Linked DNA regions of Homo sapiens: region 1 is linked to region 2. The links are chromatin loops, found by intact Hi-C in ENCODE. Cell type or tissue: heart left ventricle. All regions are shown on one strand.

The links. A loop is a pair of places that touch in the nucleus more often than their neighbours do. Peaks named below come from ENCODE experiments on the same cell type or tissue, not always from the same donor. Only the 100,000 strongest peaks of a DNase experiment are listed, where the experiment ranks them.
Region 1: it touches region 2 in a loop (9-fold over the local background); 63 of 110 quality-filtered maps call a loop at or near these places.

The regions. Positions count from the first base shown.
Region 1 is chr2:203,480,969-203,488,968 of GRCh38, forward strand. The region is part of intron 4 of RAPH1 (Ras association (RalGDS/AF-6) and pleckstrin homology domains 1); the gene reads right to left. Among named protein-coding and RNA genes, the nearest start is that of RAPH1, 50 kb to the right of the region's middle. In heart left ventricle, a CTCF peak has its summit at 3,477 (motif pointing right); no DNase peak of the experiment used is centred here.
Region 2 is chr2:203,906,258-203,914,257 of GRCh38, forward strand. No RefSeq gene overlaps it. Among named protein-coding and RNA genes, the nearest start is that of ICOS, 27 kb to the right of the region's middle. In heart left ventricle, a CTCF peak has its summit at 3,614 (motif pointing left); no DNase peak of the experiment used is centred here; H3K4me3 peaks cover 705 bases; H3K27ac peaks cover 753 bases.

The DNA of each region.
Region 1 (8,000 bases), 430 kb before region 2:
AATTATGAACGATTAATATTACTACGAAGAGTGGGAACCTGCCAGCCCTCATCTTAATTTTATTTAAGCTTTATTTAGTTTAGAGCTAGAGTTTACCTTAATTTTCCTTAAAATATTTTTAAAAAATACAAAAACACCACAAGATGGGGATGCTATTACATACATCTCTTTGCCTTTTTCTCTCCTGCCCATGTAGTTAGTTCTGTATCTAGGTCCGGCTCTGAGAGCACTGGCCAGTCTACTTGTCTTGATTTTCCTTCAGTTCTGTGATGAAGTAGCATGATATGGTGGTATGAGCTCTACAACCAGTATGTTTGGGTTCAAACCCTTGGGCAAGTTATTTAGTCACTCTCTACCTCCGTTCCTTCCATTGTAAAAGAGGGATAACCATGCCCTCCACAAGGTGTTGGGCTCTGCACAATGTGTGTTAAGACATAAAGCACAATGGCTAACAGAACAAGCACTCAATTTTTCTATTTTGCCCCCTTTTCTCTTTATTCTACTCTCCTTCTACTGGATATTATATAGCCGGTAAATCTGTAAATGTTTTTAAAACTATTTCTTTTTGTTTTATAGCCCCTATTCATTTTAAATAGATGAATATATATATATATATATATATATATACACATTTTTTTTTTGAGATGGAGGCTCGCTCTGTCACCCAGGATGGAGTACAGTGGCATGATCTTGGCTCACTGCAACCTCCACCTCCTAGATTCAAGTGATTCTCCTGCCTCAGCCTCCCGAGTAGCTGGAATTGCAGGTGTCTGCCACCACGCCAGGATAATTTTTTTTTTTTTTTGTATTTTTAGTAGAGACGGGGTTTCACCATGTTGGCCAGGCTGGTCTCGAACTTCTGACTTCAAACGATCCGCCCACCTCGGCCTCCCAAAGTATTAGGATTACGGGCGTGAGCCACTGCACCAGGCCACATGAATATATTTCTATTATTGTCTAAAAAAAAGGTCCTTCACCAGCCCTCCACAAACCCAAAACAAAAACAGACCTAAACCTAAAGATGCTTTTTACTTCTGCAGAAAAAAAAAACACACACACACACAGATTTCCAAGAAACACCAACAATAAGAGTCAAGGCATATGTGCCAGTGATTATTGGGGGGGTTTATTTGAAATATGTTTGTGTGAATTAGGCTTTTCCCCTGGATTTCACTAAATCTTCAGCCTCTTTTTTCATCTGATACCTATTCCTTTATTTTATTTTATTTTACTTTTTGAAACGGAGTCTTGCTGTCGCCCAGGCTGGAGTACAGTGGCATCATCTCAGCTCACTGCAACCTCTGCCGCCCAGGTTCAAGTGATTCTCCTGCCTCAGCCTCCCAAGTAGCTGGGATTACAGGTGCCCGCCACCATGCCTGGCTAATTTATGTATTTTTAGTAGAGATGGGGTTTCACCATGTTAGCCAGGATGGTCTGATACTCATGACCTCAGGTGATCCGCCTGCCTTGGCCTCCCAAAGTGCCGGGATTACAGGCGTGAGTCACTGTGCCAACCTTACCTATTCCTTTAAATTTAGCAAAAGGTTTTGCTGAATCTTAAGAAAACTTGATGATTGTGTATATTATGATGAAAAAAATCCTTTGAATTTGCTATAAACTAATAGCTTTACAAAGTATTTTCATTTTAAAAATACACTGTCATGTATAAAATTCCAAATTCCAAATTAAATGGGCATGATATTGTATGCCTGAGGACCCAGCTACTCAGGAAACTGAGGCAGGAGGATCCACTGAACCCAGGGAGCAGAGGTTACAGTGAGCCAAGATGGCACCACTGCACTCCAGCCTGGGTGACAGAACGAGAATCTGTCTCAAAAAAAACAAAACAAAACAAAACAAAACAAAAAAAAGGTAATAATATGGCAGAGTAAGGGGAGCTCCATTTTTAAATAGCATAATCAAAGAACGCCTCAATAAGAAAGTGACATTTGAGCAAATTCCAGAAGGTAGCTAGGAGAATGTTACACAGAAGACTGGGGAAAGGCGTCTGGGCAGGGTTGAATAAGTGCAAAGGCTAAGAGGCAGGCTCTGGCTACTGGCTGAGAACAAGTATGGGACAGTATGGCTAGTGGGGTAAGGGACAGAAGGAAGAAAAATAGGTGGTAATGGGAAAGCAGATCAGGCAAGGCTTTATAGGCATTATAGGGGTTTGGGCTATACCATGAGATGCAAAGCCTTTAGGTTTGAAAAGAGATGATCTGACTTATCTTTCAAAAGGATCACTCTGGCTGCAGTGTGGATGATAGACTGTTAAGGGAGAAAGGTGAATGCAGAAAGACCAGAAGGAAGCCTATTCAAAAATCTAAATCAAGATGATATTGGCTTGGTGGCAGTGAAGGCGGTGAGAAGTGATCACATTCTAGACATATTCTGAAGATAAGGCCAACAGAATTTGCTGCTGGATTGAAAGGGAGGTAGAAAGAAAATAAGTAGATAAAGACTCCAAGGAGTTTGCTTGATGAACTAGACGGATGGAATATCCATTATTTGAGATAGAGAAGACAGTGGGAGAAATAAGTTTGAAGAGAAAGAGCAGGACTTTAGGTTTAGACCAGTTAAATTTGAGCAATCTATTTATGATGGTTAATTTTAGGTATCAACTTCATTGGATTAAGGAATACCTAGAGAACTGGTAAAGCATCTGGGTATGTCTGTGAGAGTGTTTCCAGAGGAGATGGTGTGTGAACCAGGACTGAGTGGGGAAGATCCATCCTCATTGTGGGTAGGCACTATCCAATTGACTGAGGGCCCCAGATAGAACAAAAAAGGCAGAGAAAAGGTGATTTCCTCCCTATCCTTCCTAGAGGTGGGACACTCTGCTCCTACTCTTGGATATCAGAACTCCAGGCTCTCCAGTCTTTGTACTGCAGGCCTTATACCAGCAGCCTCCCTTGGGTACCCAGGCCTTCAGCCTAGGACTGATAATTATACCATGGGCTTTCCTGGTTCCGAGGCTTTTTGACTTGGACTAAGTCACACTACCACCATCCTAGGGTCTCCAGCTTGCAGACAGCCTGTCACATGACTTCTCAGCCTTCATAATGGTGTGGGCTAATTTCCATAATAAATCCCCACTCATATCCTATTGGTTCTATCTCTCTGGAGAAATATAATACACAATTAGACATCCAAATAGAGATATTGATTAGAGATGGAATATATGCACCTGGAGTTCAGGAGAGAGGGACTGGCCAAAGATACCTATATTTCCTTAAATCTAAGAAGATTTGATGCTGGTACTTTCTTGATCTTTATTAGAAACTTTCAACAGAAGGACTTCATACAACGTACTATAACTGCCACCTTGCTGATCGTGACTAACAGGTGCCACACGATTTAAAATGTGGTTTCTCAACCTTGGCTCTATTTTGGGCCAGATAATTATCCTTCATGTGGGCTGTCCTGTGCACTGTAGGATGTTTAGCAGCACCTCTGGCCTCTACCCACTAGATGCCAGTAGTAGCACACGCCCTTGATGGACAACCAAAAATGTTGCATATACCCAGCAGGACAAAGTAGCCCAAGTTGTGAAGCATTGTTTTACAGGGATTAAAATGGGGGTGGGAAGATGTGGAAAAAAAGCATATGGCTGAGTGGTAACCAATTTAGCAAATCCAAGAGAAGCTGAATGCTGGGCCAGCACTGGAGAAAAGCAGAGGAGCACTCAATTTATATCGTGTAACCTCAGAAGTCCTCAGAAGCAAGAGTAGACAGGTGATGGTGCGACTAAAAGCAGGAAGAATGGTTGAAAACACATTTAAGAAAGCAGCTAATTCTCAGATTCCCTCTTTTACTCACTCACCCACCAGCAGTGGTCTCAGGTACAGATTAACATTCGCTGACAAGACCCAACAGACCATAGCTTGAAGCCAGATTCACTCAGTTCTGAATAAATAAAAAGAGACATGCCATCTTCTGAGGGAGTCCATACAGCTCACCACAGGCCCTTTTTGGGCCCATAAATAGCTCATTGTAAGGGAAAGAGACCACATGGTAAGTGCAGAAAACACCCTGGCTTAGGGAAACTTCATGCTCCATGGGAACCAGCAGTACCTTTTAACAGCCAATGAGGTTAAGTTCCAGGGCCCCTTAAAGAACACGTTCATGCTCATTTATAAGAGTTACACTGCTGGCCAGGTGCAGTGGCTCCCACAGTGTAATCCCAGCACTTTGGGAGGCCGAGGCAGGTGGATCACTTGAGGTCAGGAGTTCGAGACCAGCCTGGCCAACATGGCGAAACCCTGTCTCCACTAAAAAAAAGAAATACAAAAATTAGCCAGGCGTGGTGGCATGTGCTTGTAATCCCTGCTACTCGGGAGGCTGAGGCATGAGAACCATGTGAACCTGGGAGGCGGAGGTTGCAGTGAGCTGAGATTGCGCCACTGCATTACAGCCTGGACAACAGAGTGAGACTCTGTCTCAAAAAAAAAAAAAAAAAAAAGAGTTACACTGCACACCACGAAGTCAAGGTCTATGTCTTTTCATAGGCTAATTTATTCATTCATGGACAGTCTTCCTGGTCCATATACACTCACCAACAGGGGTCAGTTTCACAATAAACAATATTACCTGGAGATATTCTATATTTAATTCTTAATCCAGTATGTGTCCAGGAAAAGAATGCCAGGAGAAGGAAAACCCAAGGTCATTTTCCACGAAGAAAAGGACTCAGGCCTACTGTTAACCCTCTCTACCTAGAGCAGTGGTGATTCTCAATTGGGGGTGGATTTTGTCCTACAAGCAACATGTAACAATGTCTACGGACGTTTTTAGTTGTCACAACTGAAGAAGGTAAATGTGTACTACTGACATCTAGTGTGTACAGGCCAGGGATGCTGCTAAACATCCTACAGTGCATGGGACAGCCACTCACAAAACTATCTAGCCCAAATGTCAATAGTGCTGATAGCTGAGAAACCCTGACCTAGAAGGATTTGATGAAAGTTCATAGACTGGAACAATGGGGACCATCCTCATGTTCCAACCCTTCTTTCCCAAATGGGCTACTAAAACACTGGCAGCCAGCATAGAAGACTGGAAGAATCTTCTCCAGAGAAGCTCACCAGCCTAGGAAAAAAAACCTAAGGATAATCCTGAAGACTACAAAAAAAAAAAAAAGAAAGAAAAGAAATAAATAGAATTTTAAGAAGATGCAATTAATGGAACGCTAATTTGGCTTGAACCAGAGAGATTTAATCAACTGGGAGAAAGTCTGAAGTTGAAACAGTGATCACCATATAGAAAATTAAATATTTTTAAACATATATTCATTCCAGTAAAAGTAAAATGATATTCCAGAAAGGGGATGTAGTCACAAGAGTATATGGAGGTTAGCAGTAAATTTCAAGTATATAGTCATTTTAATATAAACACTGAATATGAGCTCAATCAAAATATATTTGGAGAATGGAAAAACAGGAAGGGAGAAGTGAGAAGAAGCTGTATATAGACAGCTATACCCTCCATCTTCTGGAGTAGAGTGAGAAGTCAATAGGTAATACATACCACTAAAAAGAAAATCAAGAAATGGCAATGTGTATGTAGACTTAATGATAAAGAGGTAAAGTCCCTAAGAATCAGCTAAATGAGCAAAAATTGCTTACCTCTGGAAGCAGAATATGATGTGTATGTGAGTAGAGGATAGTTTTCCGTAACATATCTCATAGAACTATTTAACGCCATGCATGAAAAACTAAAATATTTTTAAAACTGTATTTGCACTTAAAGACAATTTGATACATGAGTTCAGGATATATTAAGCTTGCCTCAGTTTACTTTATTTGAATCAGAACAGACTAGACCTAGGAAAAAAGCAAATGGAAGCAAGTTCCGGGTTTGTTAAACCACCTTTCTATACTCCTAGGTGAGGCAAAAGAACAGGCTAGCTAGATAAGGCTTTTTAACTCCTTTCCCTGCTATAGTCCTGGTTTACTCACCAAACCTTACATTAAACTCTTATATTAAACATTATACCATTGAGCACTGGTATCTTTGCAGTATTCACAGTGATACCCATGGATACCACTAGATACCATTTGAAGTGCGCTTGCTGGGAGAGAGGAACTTTTCACGTTTTACTTCAATTTGCCCCTATACTGTATGAACTTTTATAATGAGCACATTTTACAGACAGAAAGACATGCATACGGTATTAGAAGATCCTTAATGATTAGTTTATAACTTGTCCCTCACGCATCTTAATCCAACTCAAAATACTGTAAACTGATTGGAAGGAATATCAACATACAAAACAAAGAATGGCCAAGAAAGCACATCCCTAATAAAATATTGCTCATATCCTAGCAGGTAAATCTAAAGGACATGAAATGATACATATTAAGTAGCTGGTGGCTAAATATAATTCCCAGGTATCACAAAATAGAAATCAGTTTTTTTTTTCCTTTTTTTTTTGTAGACGGAGTCTTGCTGTTGCCAGGCTGGAGTGCAGTGGCACGATCTTGGCTCACTGCAACCTCCGACTCCCTGGTTCAAGCGATTCTCCTACCTCACCCTCCCGAGCAGCTGGGATTACAGGCATGCGCCACCACATCCAACTAATTTTTTTTTGTATTTTTAGTAGAGACAGGGTTTCACCATGTTGGCCAGGGTGGTCTCAAACTCCTGACCTCAGGTGATCCGCCCGCCTCGGCCTCCCAAAGTGTTGGGATTACAGGTGTGAGCCACCACGTCCGGCCTAGAAATCAGTTTTCAAGTTCTCTATAGAATATATACCACTTAGATAAGTTTCATTTTAAATAAATGAAAGTTTATTCTTCAGATTGATAAGATTCGCTTTCTTTGAAATAACTCAAGTTTATCTCCAAACCACCATGATTCATACTCCTTTTGTGCTCCACAGTACCAAAAACAAAGCTACGCACATGGGTGGGTACCAAGAGTTACCTACTGATGGAAATTAATCCAAAGAATTAAATAAGTTACGAAAAAAAAATCAATGATGTCAAGTAATAGTTAAAATTCAAGATTTTACTTTAGTACTGATTATTCATAAATAGATTCTTTTATCCCATATTAGAATATTGTCAACACAAGCTTATTGGAAAGGTTGACTTAACTTTGCCCCATTTTTCTTCTTTCTTGCTGCTACCCTATGACAGAATTACCATCTCTTTGATGAAAACAACTCAATAAAGAATTCTCTTTCACCAAACTCAGCTTTTGTTGAACTTGTTACCGCAAATCTATTCCCTATCTTATCCAGTCACATGCTGAAAAAAATTCCATCTTTTAAAAATCTGTTCATGAATAACTTACGGTTCTCTGAACCACCCTATCAGGAAGGCAGATATAGTATTACGAACTCTGGCTGGGCGCAGTGGCTCACACCTGTAACCCCAGCACTTTGGGAAGTGGGCGGATCACAAGGTCAGGAGTTTGAGACCAGCCTGGCCAGCATGGTGAAACCCCGTCTCTACCAAAAATACAAAAATTAGCCAGGCATGGTGGCACACGCCTGTAATCCCAGCTACTCAGGAGGCTGAGGCAGGAGAATCACTTAACCCGGGAGGCAAGGTTGCAGTGAGCCAAGATCATGCCACTGCACTCCAGCCTGGGCGACAGAATGAGACTCCGTCTATTAAAAAAAAAAAAAAAAAAAAAAAAAAAAAACCTGTTTATGAACAACTTTTGTTCTCTGAACCACCCTATCAGGAAGGCAGATATAGTACTATGAACTCCATTTTACTTGTGAGAAATTGATGTTTAAGAGAATAACTCACTTAAGGTCCCATGGGTAGTGAGTGGCAAGGAAAACTCAGAATCAAGTTTCCTGATTCCATACCTGGTGGCCCTTTCCAATATACCATACTGACTCTTCAATAATGAAATGGAGGGCCGGGCACAGTGGCTCACGCCTGTAATCCCAGTACTTTGGGAGGCCAAGGCGGTTGGATCACCTGAGGTCAGGAGTTCGAGACCAGCCTGGCCAACATGGTGAAATCCCATCTCTACTAAAAATA
Region 2 (8,000 bases):
GAAAAGCCTACCTACTGTGTGCTTCCAAAGATACGACATTCTGGAAAAGGCGAAACTGCAGAGACAATAAAAAAATGAGTAGTCACCAGGGGCTGGACGAGGGAGAGATAAATAGGGAGAGCACAGATAATTTTTAGGGCAGTTAAAATATTCTGCATAAAACTACAGTGGTAGAGATATGTCATTATACATTTGTCCCAACCCATAGAATGTACACCAAGTGAACCCTAATGTAAACCATGAACTCTGAGTGATAATGATGTGTCAAATAAAGGTGCATTGATTGCAACAAATGTACCACTTTGGTGGGGAATCTTGATAGTAGGGTAGGTTGTATATGTGTGGGGACAGGGGTATTTGGCAACTGTCTGTACTTTTCACTCAATTTTACTGTGAACCTAAAACTGCTCTAAAAATAAAATTTATTAATAAAAAAACAAATATACAGAAACATTTGGGAAAGTAAGAGGATCTTAACGGCTATTCACACTTTCTTGTGCAAAAGTTTGGGAGGGTCATTTTTTCTCTACCTACGGGGAAAATAGCTTTGATTGTGGGTAGAAAAAAGAGGAATATGGTAATTTTAGTGTTTGGAGGAATGTAATAGCACTAAACTTGGGGAGGTAGAAACTAGTAGGTTGTAGGTTGTAAGGAAGGTAAAACGGTACCAATAATTTTTGCCAATTTAAAAATGATAACCAAGTGTACTGGTTAATTTTATGTGTCAACTTGACTGGGTTAAGGGATGGCCAGATAGCTGGTAAAACATTATTTCTAGGTGTCTCTGTAGGTTGTTTCTAGAAGAGATTAGCATTTGGGTTGGTAGACTGAATAGGAAAGGTCACCCTCACCAGTGCAGATGGGTGTCATTCAATCCATTGAGGGCCTGAGGAGAACAAGGAAAGGCAAATTTGCTCTCTCTGAGCTGGGGCATCTATGTTCTTCTGCCCTTAGACATCAGTGCTCCTGGTTCTTGGGCCTTTGTACTTAGACTGGGACTTATATCATTGGTTCCCCTGGTCCTCAGGCCTCCAGATTTGAACTGGTACTATACCATCAGCTCTCCTGGTTGTCCAGCTTACAGATGGCATACTGAGATTTTGCAGACTTCATAACTGTGTGAGCCAATTCCTATTATAAATCTCCTTTTGTATATCTACATATATCCTATTGGTTTTTTTTCTCCAGGGATCCCTAACTAACACACCCAGGGTTGGTCCTATGTGGTATGAAGGCAGTGCTGTGTTGATATATGTAAGTGTGTGTATAGATATGTTTTTAATAACATTATTATCTGCATGCGTAATTTTGTGTCTTCCTTTCTAAAGTTTTCACCTTATACTTCCTTTTCTTGTGTTGTATGAACCAGAACTTCTAGAGTAATGTTGAATAACAGAGAATGATAGTTGGATTCCTAGCCTTGTTCCTGATTTTAAGGTGAACATGCCCAGAGTTTTAATGTTCAATGTAATGCTTACTTTTGATTTCTGTTAATAATCCAGGATTTAAATGACACACCCATAACAATAAAGTATACTAAGAACTTTTATTAGAAATGGCTATTGAATTTCATAAAATGTCTATTAATTAGTCAAAATTAATTCATTTCTATTTATTATAACTTTTGCATAAATTTCATAACTTTTTATATGTACATATACTTACACACGTGCATAGTTTTTGCAGATGCATAAATGTGTGATGTATGTACTTTTTACATCCTTATCCCACCTTCTCCCATATCCCAGATTAACAACCTTAAATGTATCCTTCTGTACTTTTCTGATAATAACGTATTTCTTTATATATGTATATTGTATGCACACTTTTGCATTTTGCTTTTCTCCTTTAACAATATTTCGTGGAAATATCTCCAAGTTAAACAGATGTTACATTTTGGTCCTGCCCTGCTATTTATTAACTGTATGTCCTTGAGTAGGGTAAGTAAGTTTTCTGGCACAAGTTTTTCTACTTAAGAGGACAACTATTCCTTTCTCCCAGGACTACTGTGAGAACCAAATGATATCATATATATAAAGCACTAAACATGGAACCTGGCAAATCGTAGGCTCTAAGCAAGTGTTACCCAATCTCATATCCAGTACAGGGAGGGCAAACCTTTGTCCTTTCCCATTTGGCAGTTATGGCCTCTGGGCTGAAGATTTGTAACTCTGCCAATGCCTGAGCACCTGTGGAGGGTCTGGAAGGATCCCTGGGTGTTGGTTTGGTTCAGAGCAACAGTGGTGGAGCCCCATGACCTGGTTTTGAAACCATGCATCATCACTTCCTAGCACGGACAACTTTCTAAACCTCTCTGTGCTTCCGCTTCCTCATTTGTAAAATGGGAATAAGAGTACCTGTCTGTTACTCCTATTGTGGGTGTAATGAAATCATCCATGTGACACACTTGGAGCAGTGCCTGATACATTGAAAGCCCTCAATGAGTATAAGTGAGTGAAGTGACAGGGCACAAGATTTGAAATCAATTGGCCGAGCGCCACCATTTTCTGGCTGTTGGACTTTGAGCAAGTTATTATTGCCATCAAAAGTAATTGCAAAAACCACAATTACTTTTGCACCGACATCACACAAGCTGACTAGATCCCAGTCTTCATCTGTGAAATGGGGCTAATCCCCACTTTCAAGCACTCCTTTGAGAGCAAATGAAGGTTATGAATGAAGGTGGTGCTCAGAGCAGGCTGCTTCCCTGCCAGGGTTATAGTCCAGCCAATGGACTGAATGTGCTTGGCTGTCCTAGGACTGTACCCAGCCTTCATAATTCTCTCAATTCCAAACACAGGCCTGCCAACGAACGTTTAGAACCCAAGTTCACTGTGAATTGGGACATGCCTGCATCTCATCTGTCCATTCTCTTCAGGTGCTGGGGTCATGCTTTGCTCTCAGCAGGCATTACCACTTCATTTTGTTTCTTTCCTGTAAAGGGGAATACATATTTTATTTAAAAGTTACTCATCTTGCTCTCTGGGGCATGGACCTATTGCTAGTTCAGTAGGCTTTGTAGGATGACTGTGATGTGTGTTTACAGTTAGAGGAAGTGGGAATGGGACCAAGATGAGGACGATGTATATGAATTTCAGCTGACTTTCTTGCCCTCTGCAGGCTATTGCAATCCTCCAAGGACATCAGTTTCCTTTTCAAATCTCTGCATGGAAACTCTCTCACTTCCTTCCTTCTAAAGCAAAGCTATACACACACACACACACACACACGCACACACACACGCACACACACACACGATAAAAATAAAAATGCAGCTTTCCAGGCAGGCATCTCCTTCAATGCAAACACAAAATCCTCTCAAGAGAACAATTCATGGGGCAGACATCATCACATCAGACAATTTGTCCATCTCTTCTTGCTGAGACTTACTTGCTACTGTTGGCAGTACGGTAATTCAGTACGTTTGCTCTAAGCCTGTGCATAAAACTGTTTAAAAAATTTAAAAAAAAACCTTGTCCCTTACACTGCATTGCACGCATGCCTATGGGGCCAGTTCATGATTTATTTTTATTTTTTTTCAGAAAAGAAACAAAAGCATTTGCACAGCTGTGGGTTTGGGGAATTAAGTATGATTCAGCAGTACCCTCTCCTGGCCTCTTTGGGAACTGTAGAAAGCTCTGAGGTGAAGGAATCTTGGGATTTCAGAGGAGGAAACCCGTAGAAATAATTGGTTTCTTTTCTTTGTAATCCATAATAATATGAGATATCGCACTCCCACCTTATTCAAGGATGTTTAGTTTCATGAAACATTTCTCCATATTTCAGTAAATTGTAATAATCCTGTTACTTTTTATAAAATTTTTTGGCAACCCAAGTGAACAAATAACCGCATTTCTGTGCATGGTCTCCGGAGTCATTGGAATATTCCATCCGGGCCACACTTCTGCCTGTATCCATTTAGGTGGCACAATTCCAAGAAGTGGTGCCCAGTTCTGCTCTTTTATTGAAGAAGATTCTGTCATTCATTGACTGGAGTGAGTATCGATGAACAGAACAAGTTCTGTGTTCAACCACAGGCAGTTCCATTTTGAATCATTTTTCCATGCTGTGGATACCAAGTATTTGTACTATGTGTAAAAGGAATTAAGCTGGCTAACTTCAAGGAGATCAAATGCTCTGTTTTCTCTATCAGACATTCTGAATAATTAAGTGTTATCTTATATCCCTTACATAAATGACCGAGCTTCCCATACCTGGAACCTAACCAATTTTGTAATTTGCACTAAGGTGATACTGTTTTCTTCCTTTGGTGTCTGAAAAGGCACATCAGGGTCATTATCAGTTTTTTAAGGAAAACTGATAATGTTTTGCTAAAATAGGCCGAAGTGCTGCTGATTGATGGAATCCCCAGAGCAGAGCACTGATTTTTCAAAATTAGTAAATAAAAACACTTAAGCAGTTGGGCCAATTGGAGAGCACGTGCATATGATGGAAAAATAGGGAGTCAAATAAATGGATTCCAGCCTCTGCCACGTGCTACTTTTTAAGCCTTAGATTTCTTTTTTCTTTTTCTTTTTTTTTTTTTTTTTGAGACTGAGTCTCACTCTGTCGCCCATGCTGGAATGCAGTGGCCCGATCTTGGCTCACTGTAACCTCCACCTCCCGGATTCAAGCGATTCTCCTGCCTCAGCCTCCTGAGTAGCTGGGATTACAGGCACTCACCACCACACCCGGCTAATTTTTGTATTTTTAGTAGAGACGGGGGTTCCACCATGTTGGCCAGGCTGGTCTCGAACTCTTGACCTCAGGTGATCCATCCGCCTTGGCCTCCCAAAGTGCTGGGATTACAGGCGTGAGCCACCGTGCCCGGCCAAGCCTTAGATTTCTTATCTGTAAAATGGAACCGCTATGAGGATTAAATGAGACAATGTGTGTTAAATTCTTAGCACAGTGTATAGAAGCTTACTTAATAAACATCAGTTCTCCCACTCTGTGTCATGCAGGAAAAGAGAGAAAAGTTGAAACAGTTTACAGTTGATAAAGCTTGAGTTGTGGAATTTGAATTAACTCAGCAGTCCCCAACCTTTTTGGCACCAGGGACCGGTTTCATGGAAGACAAATTTTCCACGAATGTAAGGGGTTGGAGGAGGGATAGTTTTAGGAAGAAACTGTTCTGCCTCAGATCATCAAGCACTGGATTCTCATAAGGAGCGCACAACCTAGATTCCTCGCACGTGCAGTTCACAATAGGGTTCCTGCTCCTATGGGATCTAATGCCGCTGCTGATCTGACAGGAGGCGGAGCTCAAGGCAGCTCACCTCCTGGTGTGTGCCCGGTTCCTAATAGGCCTCAGACTGGTACCTGGGGTTGGGGTCCCCTGAATTAACTGATAATGTAACTTTTAAAAGTGTAGTGGTGCCGGGCGCGGTGGCTCACGCCTGTAATCCCAGCACTTTGGGAGGCCGAGGCGGGCGGATCACGAGGTCAGGAAATCGAGACCATCCTGTCTACGGTGAAACTCCGTCTCTACTAAAAATACAAAAAATTAGTCGGGCGTGTTGGCGGGCGCCCGTAGTCCCAGCTACTAGGGAGGCTGAGGCAGGAGAATGGCTTGAACCCGGGAGACGGAGCTTGCAGTGAGCCGAGATTGCGCCACTGCACTCCAGCCTGGGCGACAGAGCGAGACTCCGTCTCAAAAAAAAAAAGTGTAGTGGTTATAAGCATGGGCTCTGGAATTCTCCTGTGTTTAAATTCTAGATCTTCCATTTAGCAAGCTGTGTGAGGGCCTTACGCCACTTAAACCCTCTTTACCATCTCAGGTTCCCCAGTTGCAAAGCAGGGATGATAGGAACATCTACTTTATCGGGTTGTGTGAGGATTAAATGATTCAGCACATGCAAAGTGTTTAGAAAAGAGTCTGACATAGAGTAAGCTCTCGATAAACATTTGGTTCATTAGTATTAAAAGGTTTTGAAATAAAAAGGGTCTGGAAAATATCGATGATTAAATCCATATATTTTGTTATGAACATGTTCTTTTAAGTCACATGCTTATTATTTTACCTGTAGTATGGTGTCAGCCAGCGCTGTCCAACTGAATTATAATGTGAGGCACACATGTAATTAAAATTTTTGTAGTAGCCACATTAAATAAAAGTAAAAATCACTAGTAACAAGACATATTGACATCATGAGCCCTTTGATAGAATGATCTGAGAAGGACACTTCCGTCTGTGATTTCTCTTGCCAAAAATGCACACACTCATTCCAATCATGAGAAAACACTACACAAACCTAAATTGAGGGACATGGTACAAGATAACAGATCAGTGCTCTTCAAAAGTGTCAAGGTCATGAATGCAAGCAAAGACCGAGGAACCATCATAGATTGGAAGAAACTAAGGGGACATGACAACTACATACAACGTGGTATCTTGGGTTGGATCCTGGGGAAAAAAGGACACCAGTGGAAAAATTGGTGAAATTTGAGTACACTTTGTAGTTTATACTAATGTATCAATGTTAATTTATTGGTTTTGATCATTGTACTATGGTTATGTAAGATATTAACTTAAGGGAAAGCTAGGTGAAGACTGTGGGAACTTACACAATTTTTCCTTTAAGTTGAAAATTAGTTCAAAATAAAATAATTGAAAAGTTAAAAAGAAATAAGTGAATTTAAATATTTTATTTAATGCAATATATCTAAAAATTGCTTTAATATGTAATCAGCATAAAGTTATTAATAAGAGATTTAAAAATTTTGTACTGTCTTCAAAAATCTGGTGCATATTTTACATTGTGCATCTCAGTTTAAACTAGCCACTTCCAAGTGCTCAGAAGCCATGTGTGTGCCAGGGGCAGATGCAGTGGTGAGGACCTCATCCAGGGACCCAGTGACTCCTTGACAGCATTTTTCCGGGTTGGCTCCTTTCCTGACTCTGGTTCTCGTCCTGCCCCCATAAAGCCTTAGTACTCCCAGAGGAGATTAGCCTCTTGGAGGGGTGCTCAGATTAAATTCTGGTAACACTGGTGGCTGGTCTAAGAAAATAATGTCTTAATTTATTAAGAGCATGGTGTTTTCTATGAAATAAAATGCTCATAGACCCAGCAGTTTCTAAAATGTGAGATGGGTAACACCTGTTTTTGGAGGTCTAAGGAAAAATGACTTCAGGTGTTACTTGGATATGGCATTAAATAACATTCACTTACCAAGTGAAAATATTTTTTCTCATTTCGATTCTCTTTTTTTCCTTTAGATTATATTAAAGACCTAGACTCATTTAATGTCTCCCTAACACACTAGGATATATATCTATATGTAGATCTATATCTGTCTCTTCTCTGTTATTAGGATCTGGATAGAATTTAAGGTATTGTTTCTGTTTTATTTATTTTTGTCATTACCTTTTATTCATGGCAAATAATATTGGCTTTCCATTCAATTACTGATATGAAAGTTTTACAATTTATTTAAAATAAAACATAAGGGCACATTTATTAAAAATACAATTATTAAGATAATCATAGTCCAAGCGGCACTGGAAAATAGCAAAAACAAATAATTAACACCAAAAACAAAGAAACAAAAATCATTCAGGGACTATGACAGTGTTTACAACTTGGGGAGATCAATTCTCAGTTTCAGAAATGTCCTCTCATAGAAGCCCCTAGGAAAACAAGCCTGGGTGTTTTCAATAAACCAATTCCCCCTCATTAAATCTTTCCCTAGTAAGATTGCATTTCTTCTCACAGTCCTCTTCTTCTGCTGCTGCTTTCTCTCTCTTCTCCTTTTACTTTATTTTTGTCCCTCTTGTCCTTTCTCTGCTCCCTTTCACTATTTCCGTTTTAACCTCCCTCCCTCTGGCCAAAGTTCGGCTCTCCTCACCCACCAATCACACTGCCGGCCTCTAACTTTGGGCGTAGTACGTCTGACCAATCAGAGTGCAGCATCTGCCACCTTGTGCTTGCGACTGACGTTTTCACAGGACCTGTGTACACACAGGACATTTCCCTGGATATTTTGGAATCCCTTCACGG